Regions from separate parts of the Homo sapiens genome. Here region 2 is linked to region 1. A link is a loop called in an ENCODE intact Hi-C map of the cell type or tissue named here. Cell type or tissue: dorsolateral prefrontal cortex. All regions are shown on one strand. Each heading gives the region's core, and the rest is flanking DNA. Links, peaks and the distances in the headings are about the cores only.

Evidence for each region. Hi-C counts contacts between places; a loop is a spot of excess contacts. Peaks named below come from ENCODE experiments on the same cell type or tissue, not always from the same donor. Only the 100,000 strongest peaks of a DNase experiment are listed, where the experiment ranks them.
Region 2: a loop joins it to region 1, with 7 times the contacts of the local background. A loop is called at or near these places in 3 of 110 quality-filtered maps.

What each region holds. Positions count from the first base shown.
Region 1 is chr11:113,600,111-113,607,407 of GRCh38, forward strand. The region is part of intron 1 of LOC107984390 (a long non-coding RNA gene); the gene reads right to left. Among named protein-coding and RNA genes, the nearest start is that of TMPRSS5, 100 kb to the right of the region's middle. In dorsolateral prefrontal cortex, for the core only: no CTCF peak of the experiment used is centred there; a DNase peak (open chromatin) is centred at 3,441.
Region 2 is chr11:113,702,980-113,710,276 of GRCh38, forward strand. TMPRSS5 (transmembrane serine protease 5) reads right to left here and starts at 3,329. Exons shown (of 13, transcript NM_030770.4): 1 at 3,243-3,329. The coding sequence starts at 3,245. In dorsolateral prefrontal cortex, for the core only: no CTCF peak of the experiment used is centred there; a DNase peak (open chromatin) is centred at 3,452; H3K4me3 peaks cover 2,588 bases; H3K27ac peaks cover 1,850 bases.

The DNA.
Region 1 (7,297 bases), core at 1,903-5,902:
ATTCAATAAAAGAGTGACTATAGCAGCAGCAGCAACTACAAAATCGGTAAGAATAATTAAAACAAAAGCTGAACGTTTGAAGTGATTGCTAAGCTGTACCGACCTGCAGCAAAAGCTCATCAGAAAGAAGATGCAGAAATATAAAATTCAAAAGGGAAAAAAAAACTCCAGATATCAAAGAGATTAAAATAATTATTAAAAAATAACTATTCACTTATAAAATGAAAACTAAGACAAAATAGATATATTTATAGAAAAATATAGAATTTAAAACGAGCCCAAGAAAAATCAGAAATTTGAACCAACCAATAACAAAATATTGAAATGGTTAAATACAACAGAGAAGACACCCCTACCCCATCTCTAAGCAAAATAATAATAATAATATTTTTTAAAATTGCTCCTAGGCTAAATGGTTTTACAGACGATGTTTCAAAAAACAAAGTATTCCTGTCTGGAAAATTTGTTCCAGAAAGTAAGAAAAAAAAGCAGCACAACTCATTCTATTAGATTAATTCTAAAACCTAATAAGAATAGAGAGGGGGGGAAAAACACAATAGTTCCTTTTTACTTACAGATCCAAAATAGAATATAAGCAAACTGAATTCAACAGCACATTTTTAAAAATTGTGATCAAATAAGGTTTATTGCAGTAATCTTGAGGTAATTTAAAAACAGAAATCTGTTAATATAAGCCATACACTAGACCAAGGGAGAAAAATCAAATGATTTCTCAATAGATTCAGAAAAAATATTTTATAGAAATTTCACATATATATATATAATAAAAACACTTAGTAAAATAGGAATTCCTTTAAGTTAGTAAAGGAGCTATGCCCAAAATATACAGTAAGCATCACACTAAATAGATAAGATCAGAAATAACCCAAAAGATGTCTGCTATGACCATTTCTGGATATCCTGCCTAATGCTATATAAAACTAATAATAATAACAACAGCAATAAGAGTTTTTAAGAATTAAAAGGGAAATGATAACATTTCTATTGTTTTCAAGTTATATGCTCATGTATGAGAAATCTCAATAGATCTGAAGACAAACTGAAAGATCTATTAAGTGTTCAACAAGGGAACTAGATACAAAATCAATCTACATAAGGCTAGGCCTGGTGGCTCACACCTGTAATCCCAGCGCTTTGGGAAGCCAAGGCAGGAAGATTGCTTGATGCCAAGAGTTCAAGAGCGGCCTGGGCAACGTAGCAAGATTTCATCTCTACAAAAACTTTTTAAAAAATAAATCGATCTACAAAAATCAATAGCATTTTTACAGACTTACACTAAAACACGAAAATAAGACATTATTCACAATAGCAACAAAACCTCTAACATCTAGGAAATAAGCTAATAAAGAATGCACATTCTTCTAAAGAGAGAGCTTTAGAACTTTAGAACTCTACTAAATCTTTTAAGCTTGTTTAAAATAATGAAGAAAATGAGTAAAAGTAGAAGTAAAGGTAGAGCCCTAATTTTTCCCAAACTAATCTATCAAATCTATGCAATTGCAAACAAAATACTAACTGAAATTTTCAGGAACTTAATAAAACAATCCTTAACAATTTGTTTAGAAAACTAAAGATGTTAACTTGCAAATATCAATTAAGAGTAACTAGCACACAATAATAAAACAAAATGTAAAATTCCTGGGATTCAACAAATAAAAACTCAACTGACAAGGTGAAAACTGGATGGCTGAGAGGCATTAAAAAAGACCTGAATAAATAGAGAGACATAGAAACATAGTATTTGCCCAAATGTGTGGTAGTTCAATATTACAAAGATGTCTATTTTCCCTGAGTACATCTATAAATTCAGTACAATTCCAACTAAATTGATGCTGCTTAACACACACACACACACACACACACACACACACACACACCTTTTTTGGCAGGGGGTTGGGGGAGATCAAAAAAACAAGCAAAAAAATCCTGTGCAAGGCTGACTAGATGGGTAGAATCTATTTCAACATGTATCTCTTCTCTGGGAAAAGAAATCTCCTTCTATTGCCTACAAAAATGTCCTGAGGATACCAAAAGGGACCAGATCCCTCTTTGCAAACCACAAATACTCTGCAACCACCTGTGGATATAGACGTCTGACCCTCATCATAGGCTGCTCTAAGAACAGAGTGAAGGTGGCAAAGAATGGAACAATGACTCTGCTTGGCTTATTCAGAAAGGCAGGAATAGATTAGTCCTCTTTCCAGATGACTAGATTGCAGAGGGTCCATTCTCTGCTCTGGAGCAACCCAGCTACCCCTGCATTCCTGGGAAATAAAATCTCAGACCAAGAGAAGCCCTGCCCGGGAAGGAACCGCACTGTGCTGAATAACTACTCCCAGGAAGAGAAGAAACCTCTCTGGCCCTGAGCGAAATTAGAAAGAGGAGAAAACTCAGCTTCACTTTGCCTTCCAGTACCTTAGCTTCCTTCTTGCTCTTTTTGATCTTTCCCTTCTCTGAATTGCCCACACTCATTCACTAATTCAACAAATGTGTATATTGAGCTCTTCCTCTGTGCCAGACACTATGCTGGGCATCCAGGGCTCTGAGGAAAGCAGCCCAATTTAGGTACTGACCTAAAGGACTGGAGATATAACACGCTTCTTCTCCAACTTCTTTCAAAAGGATTTGTTGATTTAAGAGACCTCAGAGAGAAGGCAATGCTTAACCCAAAGTTACCACTTCTCTAATAGAGAAATTTCAGATCTTGCTGTTTATTGGAAAAGAGGCAATACTTTAGCCAACAAAAACCTTTCCATTATTCCCCAAATCAACAATAGCTAGCATGCAGCTCAAAAAAAAATTAAAAAGTGTTTCCAAAGGACATTTTCTCATTTAGCTATGCAGAGCAGTGATTACCACAGAGGGGGTGCCAGAAGATACATGGGGCACAAGAAAAGGATGTGAGAACTCCTAATCCCTTAGAACTGTTTCAGCCTATACATCTTCTACTTTCTGTATAAGCTTTATAACATATATTAGTACAAATTTACATGTACAAAATTTATAAATAAATAACATAAGCAAAAACTAGGATGGGTGCTCAAAAATGTTTTACTGATAGGAAAGCATGATGGAAATTTTTTGGAGACCCCTAATATAACAAAGAGTTCAATCTCTTAAACCTAAAACCAGTCTTGGTGACCACAGTCCTAGTAGGTGCAGGAGAAGTCAAGATCTGTGTCCCCAGACCAAGGTCTAGCTCAGTTAACTCTGGGTCATTTCATGCCGGTCCCATAGTAGGAGGAAAAATCTGGTAGAACAATGAAGGGAAATGAGCGAGTCAGAAGCAGAGATTGGAGGGAGAATTGGCTTTTCCAGGTCACTGGCTCGTTCATGGGCAACATCCCAGCATCTAAAAATAGAAGAAACATCTGCAGTTTGCCTCTTGGAGCTGGGGCTTGGATGAGCCCCAGGACAGGCCCTGGCAGACTGCTGGTGGCCACAATGACAGCACTGGCCTCTTCAGATGACTTCATCAGAGAATGGCCAGGAGCCAAAGAAGAGCTACTTCCAGAGCCAGGGTCCTCACTGTGAAACAAAAGACCCAGAAATAAGTAGGGACCTTAGCTCTTTAACCAGAGATCTGGCTCTTCTTTTCTTGGTAGCAGGGTGGGGAAAGAAAGGAGAAGCTGGAAGGGGTGTTCAGAAATCAGGGGGAGTCTCCTTGATCAAGGATGGCTTCAGAGTAGGTGATTGCTCAATGTCATTTTTCATTTCTTATCTGTGACTCTTCCTTTGGGTTCTCTGAGCCTGGCACATAGTAGGAATTCAAAAATACTACTACGCAAGAGAAGGAAAGTAAGAGTTTATCAGTGCAAGTCTTGAACTGAGCTCTGAGGAGAATTGTGTTTCTGATTAGTTTGACTTGCCGATGGGTATTCAGGAACAAAGGGAAGGTCCTGGCTGAATCCTAGGAGCATATTTGGGCCTCTGCTTTGTGAGAATCCATGAGGAAAGGAGAAAAAGGAAATCACAGCCTTCAACCTCCCTTTCTTAGGAGAAAGAAGAGAATGAATGAGGAAGCCGAAGAGCAGGAGAAATAGGAGAAGGGTTCTTGTCCATACTGAAGAAAAAGGACAACATTCAAGATGCCTAAAGAGGAGCAGGTGCTCATAGACAGGGTTCCCTCTTCATTCCCTGCCTGTTTGCCCAGCCCCAAACTTCCCAGGTCTCCCCTTCCTTCATTCCTTCTCAATTGACCCCTCACTTTCATCTTGCCAGTTTCCCAAAGGAATGTTTAAATAGGTATTACTCAAATTGGTGTTAATCAGTAACCAATTTGATAAACAATGTGTCTTTTCTCATCCTCTACTTCCCTTTGTTCTCCAAGAAAAGAAATGAAGTCTCTCTGGTCAAGATGGGCAGTGAGTTCATGCTTGATAACTCCTGCCACTCCAAACAATATAGCAATGAAATGAAAAGTGAAAACGCACTCACAAAATACATAACAAGGTTCTAATATGAGATAAGCATCTGCATTGATCAGAAACAAAACAAAATATTAAAAAGTGATCCTCAATGTGTTCATGTCCTTTGCAGGGACATGGATGAAGCTGGAAACCATCATTCTCAGCAAACTATCACAAGGACAGAAAACCAAACACCACATGTTCTCACTCATAGGTGGGAATTGAACAATGAGAACACATGGACACAGGGCGGGGAACATCACACACCACAGCCTGTCAGCGGGGTGTGTATTGGGAGAGGGATAGCATTAGGAGAAATACCTAATGTAAATGATGAGTTGATGGGTGCAGCAAGCCAACATGGCACATGTATACCTATGTAAAAAAAACCGGCACTTTGTGCACATGTACCCTAGAACTTAAAGTATAACAATAAAAATGAAAAGATAAAATAATTTTAAAAAGTGAACCTGAATGGAGCTGTGAGCTTGCTGGGCTCTGGGCCCAGGTGGAGGGAATGGTAGCTAAGAGTTCAGATCCTGGGGAGAAAGGAACTTAAAATACTTCACAGGAAACAAGGAACTTGAGTCAGGAGTTTTTACCAACTTACTCCTCTCTTAGGTTGCAAAAGGAAGCTAGAAAATATTACTGACAATTGCTGTCTAAGGGTACACGTCTTTGTAAGCTTCAGCCTACAGATGTGGGAGTCCAGAGACCCGATCTCAGACCAGGGTCTGAGATCTGTGACAACCCACCATTCCCTGGTGGGGGAGAACTCTGAGTAACTATTAAAACACTTGGTTCTGGAAGAGGGACCAAGTAAGCTGGGAGGAGATGCAAGCCACTAGACAAGAAGGAGTAGGGGGAATGAAAAAGAGAAGGAGACAAAACATGAAAGAGATGGAAACTTTCACTGAAAATATTTTCTTCACAGAATACTTGCACATCTTTTGATAGGTTTATGTATAAGTGTCTTATTGCTTCTTTGGTACTGTGAATGAGATTTTTTTTTCTAATTATGTTTCTGATTGGTTATTGTTTTGTGTAGGAATGCGATTGTCTTTTTATGTTGTTTTGGTATCCAGCCAAAATGCTAAAACGTTTATTAGTTCTCATATTTTGTAGATTCTTTTGGATTTTTGGTGTAGACAGTCATAGCATCTACAAATAACAGCAGCTTATATGTTTCTTTCCAATCTTTTACTTCTTATTTCTTTTTCTTGTTTTATTGCATGGGCTATGGAACTGAAGATAGTTGCCCTTCTTATTCCTGTCTTTAATGGGAATATTTCTACAATATCACCATTAAGTATATTGTTTGCTGTCTGTAAATCTGTTAGGAGTATCCTTGGTCAGGTTAAGGAAACCTCCTCTAACAATCTGCTAAGAATTACCTGAGATGTATTTAAAATGCACATCTCTGAACACTATTTGATCAAAGAATCAGAATTTCTAGAGATGGTGACTAGAAGTCTAGAGTTTAAGAATTACTACATTACAGAAATTGTTTCTTAATGCTTTTTAATAATTTTCATTTTTAATAATTTAGAATAATTCTGCTGTCTTGACCTGCCTGAAGCACTTAACACTGCTTGGAATTCCCTCTTCTCTTGGTGTTTGCATCTGCAGCAAGCTGCGTCTTCCCCCACATTTCTACCTGTTTTTTGGAAGCTTCATGTGTCCAGTAAAGAGGAACCCTAAGAATTTGAGATAAATGTCTTATCTGATCTGTATTTGCCTGATTTGGGGATTATAGTCTTAACCCACTTTTCTCCATCATCCTCAATACTGCACTCCCAGGCTTTGTAATCTGAGGCTCTTCCTATCCCAGAGTCTGTATGAGCTGAGTTTGTTATTAGACATGGCCCAATCTCACCAATAAGACTAGAGTCACCTCCCTTGTGTATCTCTTCCTATGAGGCTCCCTCCATGTCCAAGTTTCATAGTATAACTAAACTGAAGCTAACCAGGCACTGACTCGACTACCAAATGGGTGGAGCTATTGCTGTCAGGGATATACTACAATTTCTAAGTTTAGTATTTATTATTTTATATTTAGAGTTATCACTTTTGATATGAAAAATTAGATGCATATCACTTTCAGATATAACACATCTCCAACTCTCCCCAGTTATCTCTCCTATAAAAGACTTACCTATTAGCAACTAACACCAACAGACCCCCAGTCATGCCCCTTCATCCTCACTCAACTAGTTATATCAGCTATTTCAGGTATTGGATTTCCTTTTTATAAAAGGAAAATGGCAGCCCAGCTGTATCATGAGATTTCTACAGAAATGATGGTTATCCCACATGTATTTAATTTGTGGTTCGTTTTGGGGAGAAGCCACTCTCACAATCAGAAGACAGCCCCAGCTTTTGTACACCCAAGGGAATTGAACTGACTTTGCTGATATGAATTCCGGTTACAGAACAGTATCACTTCATCTCATCAACAGAATTCAAGTACTATTTCAGAAACAAGAGAGAGCTATTCTATAGATTTCCTTCCTAAATCCTAAGTCCCTTATTTCTTTCTAAGTCATGAGTCTTAAATCATAAATCCAACTGTAGTACTTCACAGTCAGTTTCAACTCTATAAACCTTATATTAATTCTGCCTAAGAGCACATGAATGCTAATATTTTCAATTGTATAAACTTTTTGTTATTGATGTTATAAATCTGAGTTTTAAAAGTAGCTAACTTTATAACTTTTAGAAATTTTCATCATACTTTGAGACCTCAGTCTCTTCATCTTTCAAGTAAAAGGGTTGGGCTGGATCTCTAAGTGTCCTTCTGGCCCTAACATCCTATGGGTCTGGGTGCCAAGGCTTTAAACAATGTCCAGTGAGAAAATAAAGAGGAT
Region 2 (7,297 bases), core at 1,343-5,342, 100 kb after region 1:
GGAAATGTAGGGTTGGAGCCCCCACACAGAGTTCCCACTGGGGCACTGCCTAGTGGAGCTGTGAAAAGAAGGCCACCATCCTCCAGACCCCAGAATGGTAGATCCACCAACAGCTTGCACTGTGAGCCTGGAAAAGCTGCAGCCCATGAAAACAGCCAGAAGTGGGGCTGTGCCCTGCAAAGCCACAAGGGCAGAGCTGCCCAAGGCCATGGAAGCCCACCTCTTGCATCAGCGTGACCTGGATATAAGGCATGTAGTCAAAGGAGATCATTTTGGAACTTTAAGGTTTAACGACTGCCCTATTGGATTTCAGACTTGCATGGGGACTGTAACCTCTTTATTTTGACCAATTTCTCCCATTTGGAATAGGTGTATTTACCCAATGCCTGTATCCCATTGTATCTAGGAAGTAACTAACTTGCTTTTGATTTTACAGGCTCATAGGCAGAAGAGACTTGCCTTGTCTCAAATGAGACTTTGGACTTGGACTTTTGGGTTAATGCTGGAACGAGTTAAGACTTTGGGGGACTGTTGGAAAGGCATGATTGTGTTTTGAAATGAGGACATGAGATTTGGAAGGGACCAGGATAGAATGATATGATTTGGCTCTCCCCTCACCCACAATCTCATTTTGAATTGTAATTTTGAATTGTAATTACCACGCACTGGGGGAGGGACCTCATAGTAGGTGATTGGATCATGGGGGCAGTTCCCCTATGCTATTCTCATGATAGTGAGTGAGTTCTCACAAGATCTGATGGTTTTATAAGGGGATTTCCCCCTTTACTCTGCACTTCTTTCTCCTGCCAGCATGTGAAGAAGAGTGTGTTTGCTTCCCCTTCCACCATGATCATAAGTTTCCTGAGGCTTCCCCAGCCATGCAGAACTATGAGTCAATTAAATCTCTTTCCTTTATAAATTACCCAGTCTCAGGCAGTTCTTCATAGCAGTGTGAGAACAGACTAATACACTACCATCATCATTCAAAAGAATAAGGGCTTACTTCTCATTGAGGTGATCACAGAAGGCTTCCTAGAAAAAGCAGCCTCTGAGACAGGCCCACAGGGATGAAGAGGGTTTGAGCTGATATAATGGGCATTGGGCAGTCCAGACAAAGAGGATTGAATCAGCAAAGGCAAAGGGATAAGAAAGCATAGAGCAGAGTATGTCATATGTGTGTCTGCAGCTCATGAGCCATGAAGAGGAGTAATGAAAATAAGATCTTAAAAAAAACACCAGACAGTTCAAAGCTAAGTCTGCAACCTACTATGTGAACTTGGACAACTCAGGCCATCTCTTCAAATTTCAATTTTCTCATTTGTAAAATAAGAGTAATAACTCCTGCTTTCCAAGGAATAATCTCCCTCCTCGAGTATCTTGTCTCTCTCTGTTATTCTCCATGCCATAAAGTCAGAGTAATCTTTCTAAAATGCAAATATGAGCATGTGAGCCCCATCTCTACCCCATGAGTCTTTGTGGCCTTCAGGATCAAACAGGAGCTCCATGGCATCGCTCACAAAGTCCTCCATGATCTCGCCTGGCCTCACCTCTCCATCCTCACTGCCAGCACTTGCTCCCTCCACAGCAAAATTTGGGATCACACTGACATACGTGCCATACTTCAGTGCCTTCAGGCACTCTCACAACAGAGAGACTTTGCATCTGCTCTCCCCTTTCCCATGTAACTGACTCCAACTGACCCTTCGAGACTCAGCACAGACATCACTTCTCCAGGAAGCTTCCTTCTATGCATACAGCACCTGTTGGGCCCTATATTGTGCTCATTTACTTCCTTCTCTCTCCTTTCTCACTGGTTTTTGCATCCCAGGGCTAAGCACAGAGCCTGGCACAAAGTGGGAATTCAGTTAAAGTACATTAAAGGAGGGAAGGAAAGAAGGGAGGGGGGAGGGAGAGACAGAGGGGGAGGTACAAATAAGATAATGTGAATTAAAATGACTTTAAAAATTGTAAAGCCCAATACAAATGTTAAGTATAATAATATTAATAAGAACTACACCTAAGCTGTGGATCCTTCCCCCCAAAATTTATAATCCAGTAGGGTAGATAAGATCTCTCAAAACTGAAGCAACTCCCGTTTCCCCTGCAGACTACTGTCTCCCCTGCATCTTTCCCTGTCAACACATAGGGTTGTACCCAATGAGGATAAAAGCCTGAAATGCTGACTCCAGGACAGTATTGGCTTAAATGTGATTTTCATGTGTCACATGAAATGTTCTTTTCACGCCAAAACCTCCCCAGTCATGCCTTCGTACTCCACTGAACTGTCTTCCTAACCCTCCAGCAGGAGGAAGGAAAGACTTTGTCAGACTCACCTAGGTCAGTCACCTCCAAATTGCCCCGAAAATCATTCCACTGGACCCAGAGCACCCATGCCAGTTCAGCTCACAGACAGCGCAGCAGCCCCAACATCTTGCCTATAGAAAGAGGTACCAGCCCCACCTCCCTATTCCCTACACCAGCCACAGCCCAGGACCTATAGGACTGGACCTCCCAAGAGCTGCAGGCCTTGCTTTTCCAGGAGAAACAGAGGTCATGGTTTGTATCAAACCACACACATTCTTTCTTGTGCCTACAGATGAGACTCACAGGACACAGGCAGTGAGGCTGCAGGACAGCAGGCTTGGGAGAGCCAGTCAAGCACCCATAAGATAGTAGAGAAGCAGCAACAGAAGGTGAGGTTTGGATTTCTTCTCTGGGGTTGTGTGATTGCTCTTGAGCTGATGTCCCTCTGAGTGGAGAGGCAGGCCTGATCTAGAGAGAATTCCAGGGCATGGCCAGTCTTTTCTTCTGCCTCAGTACCAAGGAAGCTTGGCTTTAAACCCAGCCTCTGAATAAACTGGCCTCACCTCATGTACTGCTCCACCTCAAAATTCAACTGCCCAAGCTCATGTGCTAGCCTAGAAAAAAAAATGGCCTTTAAAATTACAGGACTCCTTGCTCCTCTTTTTGAGTGGAAGTTCAACGTAATAACGATTTGTTGAGCACCACATATGTGCAAAGCACTTGATAGATCTAAGAGGGATGAAAGAGGATAATAAAGGGCAGTCCCTGGGGAGGAAACAGGAAATTGGCCACACAGGGCCCCTGCTAGGATCCAGCCCCTGTACCAGAGCTGCCTCAGGAGGCTCTTTCCACCAGCCTAGAATCCCAAGGGCAGAGGAGGGAGAGAGAAAGAAAGAGAGAGAGGCCACAGCAGGGATGGCACAGAGACGTAACCTTACCATAGGGGTCAGTGGCACTGTTGTAAAGCCTCAGGGTCTACTAGGCAATGTTCCGCTCCTGTTCTCAGGCCAGCATTGATTAAAGCTAGCCCAGCAAGCTTGGTTGGAAGATGAGGTCTCCCTGGTTCGCACATGGCCCCTCCCTGTATCCCTACTCCAACACTCACACAGACACGCGCCACAGAGACAATGAACTCTGCTGAGGACCCATGAATAGGCCCCTTGTTGCAGGAAAGGGGGACAAGGGCTGGGCTGGGCTAGGCAACCCCAGCCCCTCCCATCTGCTAACTGGAAACTCAGAAACAGAGGAAAAGGTTATGGGGAGGAGGGGAGGCCAACTACTGTTGCTTAGCAACAAGGTCCCTTGTGCCAAAAAGTGTGCCCCATGCATGCATGCTGGCAGAATTCTCCCTTCCTGCTGACAGAGCTGTATTGGAGAGACCGATATTAGCATTTGTTGAAATGTTTCTGAGCCCTCTGGATTTTATCTCGCCTCCATGTGGGTTGGCTTTTCTAGCAGTCTGGGGCTGTCACCATGTTGGAATTGTTGGGGTGATGATGGAAGATCTTTGTCACCTCTTGCCCGAGGGCCACATCTGTCTCCCCAATGCCAGGGAAGTGGGGCCTCTACCCCTGTCTGCCCTGGGAGCCAGTTGCAGCAGGAGCCCTCAGTGCTATCTTGTTTCAAAGCACAAGGTGACCCAAGTGAGCCCACACGGGGCTAAACACACCTGGGAGCAGGCACATCTCTTTAGACAAGGAGGCAGAATAGGTCCTGGGGAAGGCAAACACAGGTGGGGCTTCCTTTCCTCCAACTGGCTGCTCAAAAACCCCTCAGAAGGGACAGTTAAGAATATAGGCTTTAGAGTCAGGCCTTCATCCAACCTCAGTTCTCCCACTTCCCTTACTCAGCCTCACCTGTAAAATGAGGATAATAGTACATGCCTCATAGGGTTGATGTCAGAATTCATTGAGATATTGCCTATAAAGCCCATAGCCTGGTGTCTAGCACAGACTGTATTCAGCAAACAGTAGCTGCTATTATTATTGTTGTTGTTGTTGTTGTTGTTGTTGCTGAATGTCACCCACACAGGATTTAACTTTTTGCTCCCTATTTTCCTCATACACTGTATTAGTCAATTCTTGCACTGCTATAAATAAATACCTAAGACTGGACAATTTCAAGAGAAAAGAAGTTCTCACTGTTCCACAGGCTGTACAGGAAGCACAGTGACTTCTGCTTCTGGGGAGGCCTCAGGAAGCTTCCAATCATGGTGAAAGAAAAAGGGGGAGCAAGGCCTCTAACATGGCAGGAGCAAGAGCAAGAGAGAGAAGGGGGAGGTGCCACACACTTTTAAACAACCAGATCTCATGAGAACTCTATCACGAGAATAGCACCAAGTGGATGATGAATCATGAAGGTTTCTTGATCATGAAGGATCCACTCCCATGATCAAATCACCTCCCATCAGAGTCCACTTTTAACATTGAGGATTATAATTTGACATGAGATTTGGGTTGGGACACAGATCCAAACCATATCATACACTCAGTGTGTCAATTCTGAACTTACTCTCATCACACCAGAGCACACATAAGACAATGAAGAGATAGAGGTCAGCTGTGAATTATAGAAGAAGGAGAGAAATGGTGGCTGGAACTCAGAAGCCCTTGGCTAGGCTCTGAGGTCTCCTAGGACAATACTCTTCAGACTACAAACCTGAATATCTACCGTGTGTCAGAAACTAGCCTGGGCATGGAGGATGAACAAGTCACAGACTGGGTGCTTACAGACTGGAAAAAGGGATAGAAACAGATGTAAGTAACTGTTATTATGAAAAGTGAAATAACAAAGACATAAACCCAGAGGTATAGGAGAATAGAGGAATAGCTGCCCTGAGGATACAAAGAAGAGGGCTTTGCAATGGAGGAGACATTTGAACTGAGTTTTGAGAAGTGACAAAGCAATCACAAAGAAGGGTAATTAAAATATATTGCACGTAATGTCAATGAAAATGGTAGGAGTAAAATCCTCTGAAAATTTCCTCCCCCCTAAAAGCAATGAGAAAAATGGCAAAAAATGGTGAGAATCAATTTTTTCAGAACTCTGGAAATTAATCAAAAGTTTATAGCAATCTGGGAAGTCTTCGTTCAAGAAAAAAAATGACATAATTATAGAAAGAAGAGTGAGCCTTGTGGCATTTTAACTTGCTCCAATTCCATCCCCCTCACCCCAACTCTGCAGTAGCTTTGAAAACCAACAAACCACAATCATCATGGAAACCAGCAGCCTGGCAGCTACAAGAAGGGGTAGAACAGCCTTGGAGTTCCTTCAAAGCCTCATTCCCAGAGAGTTGTAATTATTTGACCTGTCTAGTGGTTCCCTGGAAGATACCATTTGCAAGACTGTCTTTATTTCACCTGTCTCAAAGCTTGCCTGGAGTGAACAGCTTTTTCCTTAAGGGTATTTGTTGAAAACAACTAGAGACAATTGTTGGACTTTGTGGCTGCCTAAAACAATGGATAACAGTTGAGGCAAAAAAAAAAAAAGGGCTAAACAAAAAGCTTAAAAAGAAAATGTGGGGGAATAAAATATCTATAAAGGGCCTTGAAAGGCTCTGAAATATCCCAAGGAATATAGAAAGCCATATGTACGCACAGGAGGGTGCACATGCCCAGGGCTGTGCACATGTGCAGGAAAAACTAAGGAAGGTCCTGAGCTCTCACCCTGGGCTAAGCTTAAGGCTCTGCACAAGCAGGAAGGCTAAGGTGGAGTTGTCAATGTCCTGTCTGAGAGTTGAAGGCATGTCCCAACATACACACAGAGCCACTCTGCAAAAACAAGGTGACTTATTGGTCTCAAGCATCAAGAAACTCTCTGTCTAATTACTAGCTGAACACTAAGCAGAGAGAGATTTCAGTGGCCACACATGACAAAAAACACAGACTTTGCAGAATTAGCTCAGAAAAGTCACTAAACACACAAAGAAGCAACATCAACAACAACAAACCCTGAGGAAGGGAGAGAAGGTTATTTCCAAAGTTGCTGTATTATATTATGTTATTTAAAATGCAGTTTTCAATAAGAAATTATGAGGCACACAAAGAAACAAGAAAGTAAGGCACATACACCGGGGGAAAAAATAATTGATAAAAACTGTCCCTGAAGCCCATATATTGAACTTATAAGATGAAAACTTTAAATCAGCTATTCTATATACATTCAAAGAAGTAAAGAAAACCATATCCAAAGAACTAGAAAAAGGTATGAGAATAATATCTTATCAGGTAATGAATATCAACAAGGAGATAGAAATTATATATTTTTTTCAAGAACCAAATATAAATTCTGGAGTTGAGTAGTATGATAGCTGAAATGAAAAATTTACTAGAAGGGCTCAACAGCAGATCTGAGCAGGCAGAAGAAAGAATCTGTGAATTAAAGATATGTAAATTGATATTATACAGTCTAAGGGATAGAAAGGAAAAAAGAATGGAGAAAAATGAACAAAGGTTCAGAGACATTTGAGATAACATCAAAAATATGTAGTGTGTGTGTGTGTGTGTGTGTGTGTGTGTGTGTACGTGTGTGTAATGAGAATCCAAGAAAGAGAAGAGAGAGGAAGCAGAAATAATATTTGAAAAAATAATGACCAAAAACTTTACAAATTTGATGAAAAATATTAATCTGCACATGCAAAAAAACTCAATAAACTTCAAATAGGATACATCAAAGAGATCCACACGTAAACACATCATAATCAAATTGTTTAAGGCCAAAGACAAGAAAGATTCTTGGAAGCAGCATGAGGAAAGCAACTTATCACATACGAAGGGATCTTCAATCAACAGTTTAACAGTTAAGAGTTGGCTTCTCATCAGAAACCATGGAAGCCAGAATGGCATATTCAATTCCTTAAAGAAAAAGATTGTCAACCAAAATTCTGTATCTAGCAAAACTACCCTTCAAAAGTGAAATAGTAATTTAGATAATCTCAGATAGACAAAAACTAAGAGAATGCATTGCTAGCAAACCTGTCCTACAAGAAATACAG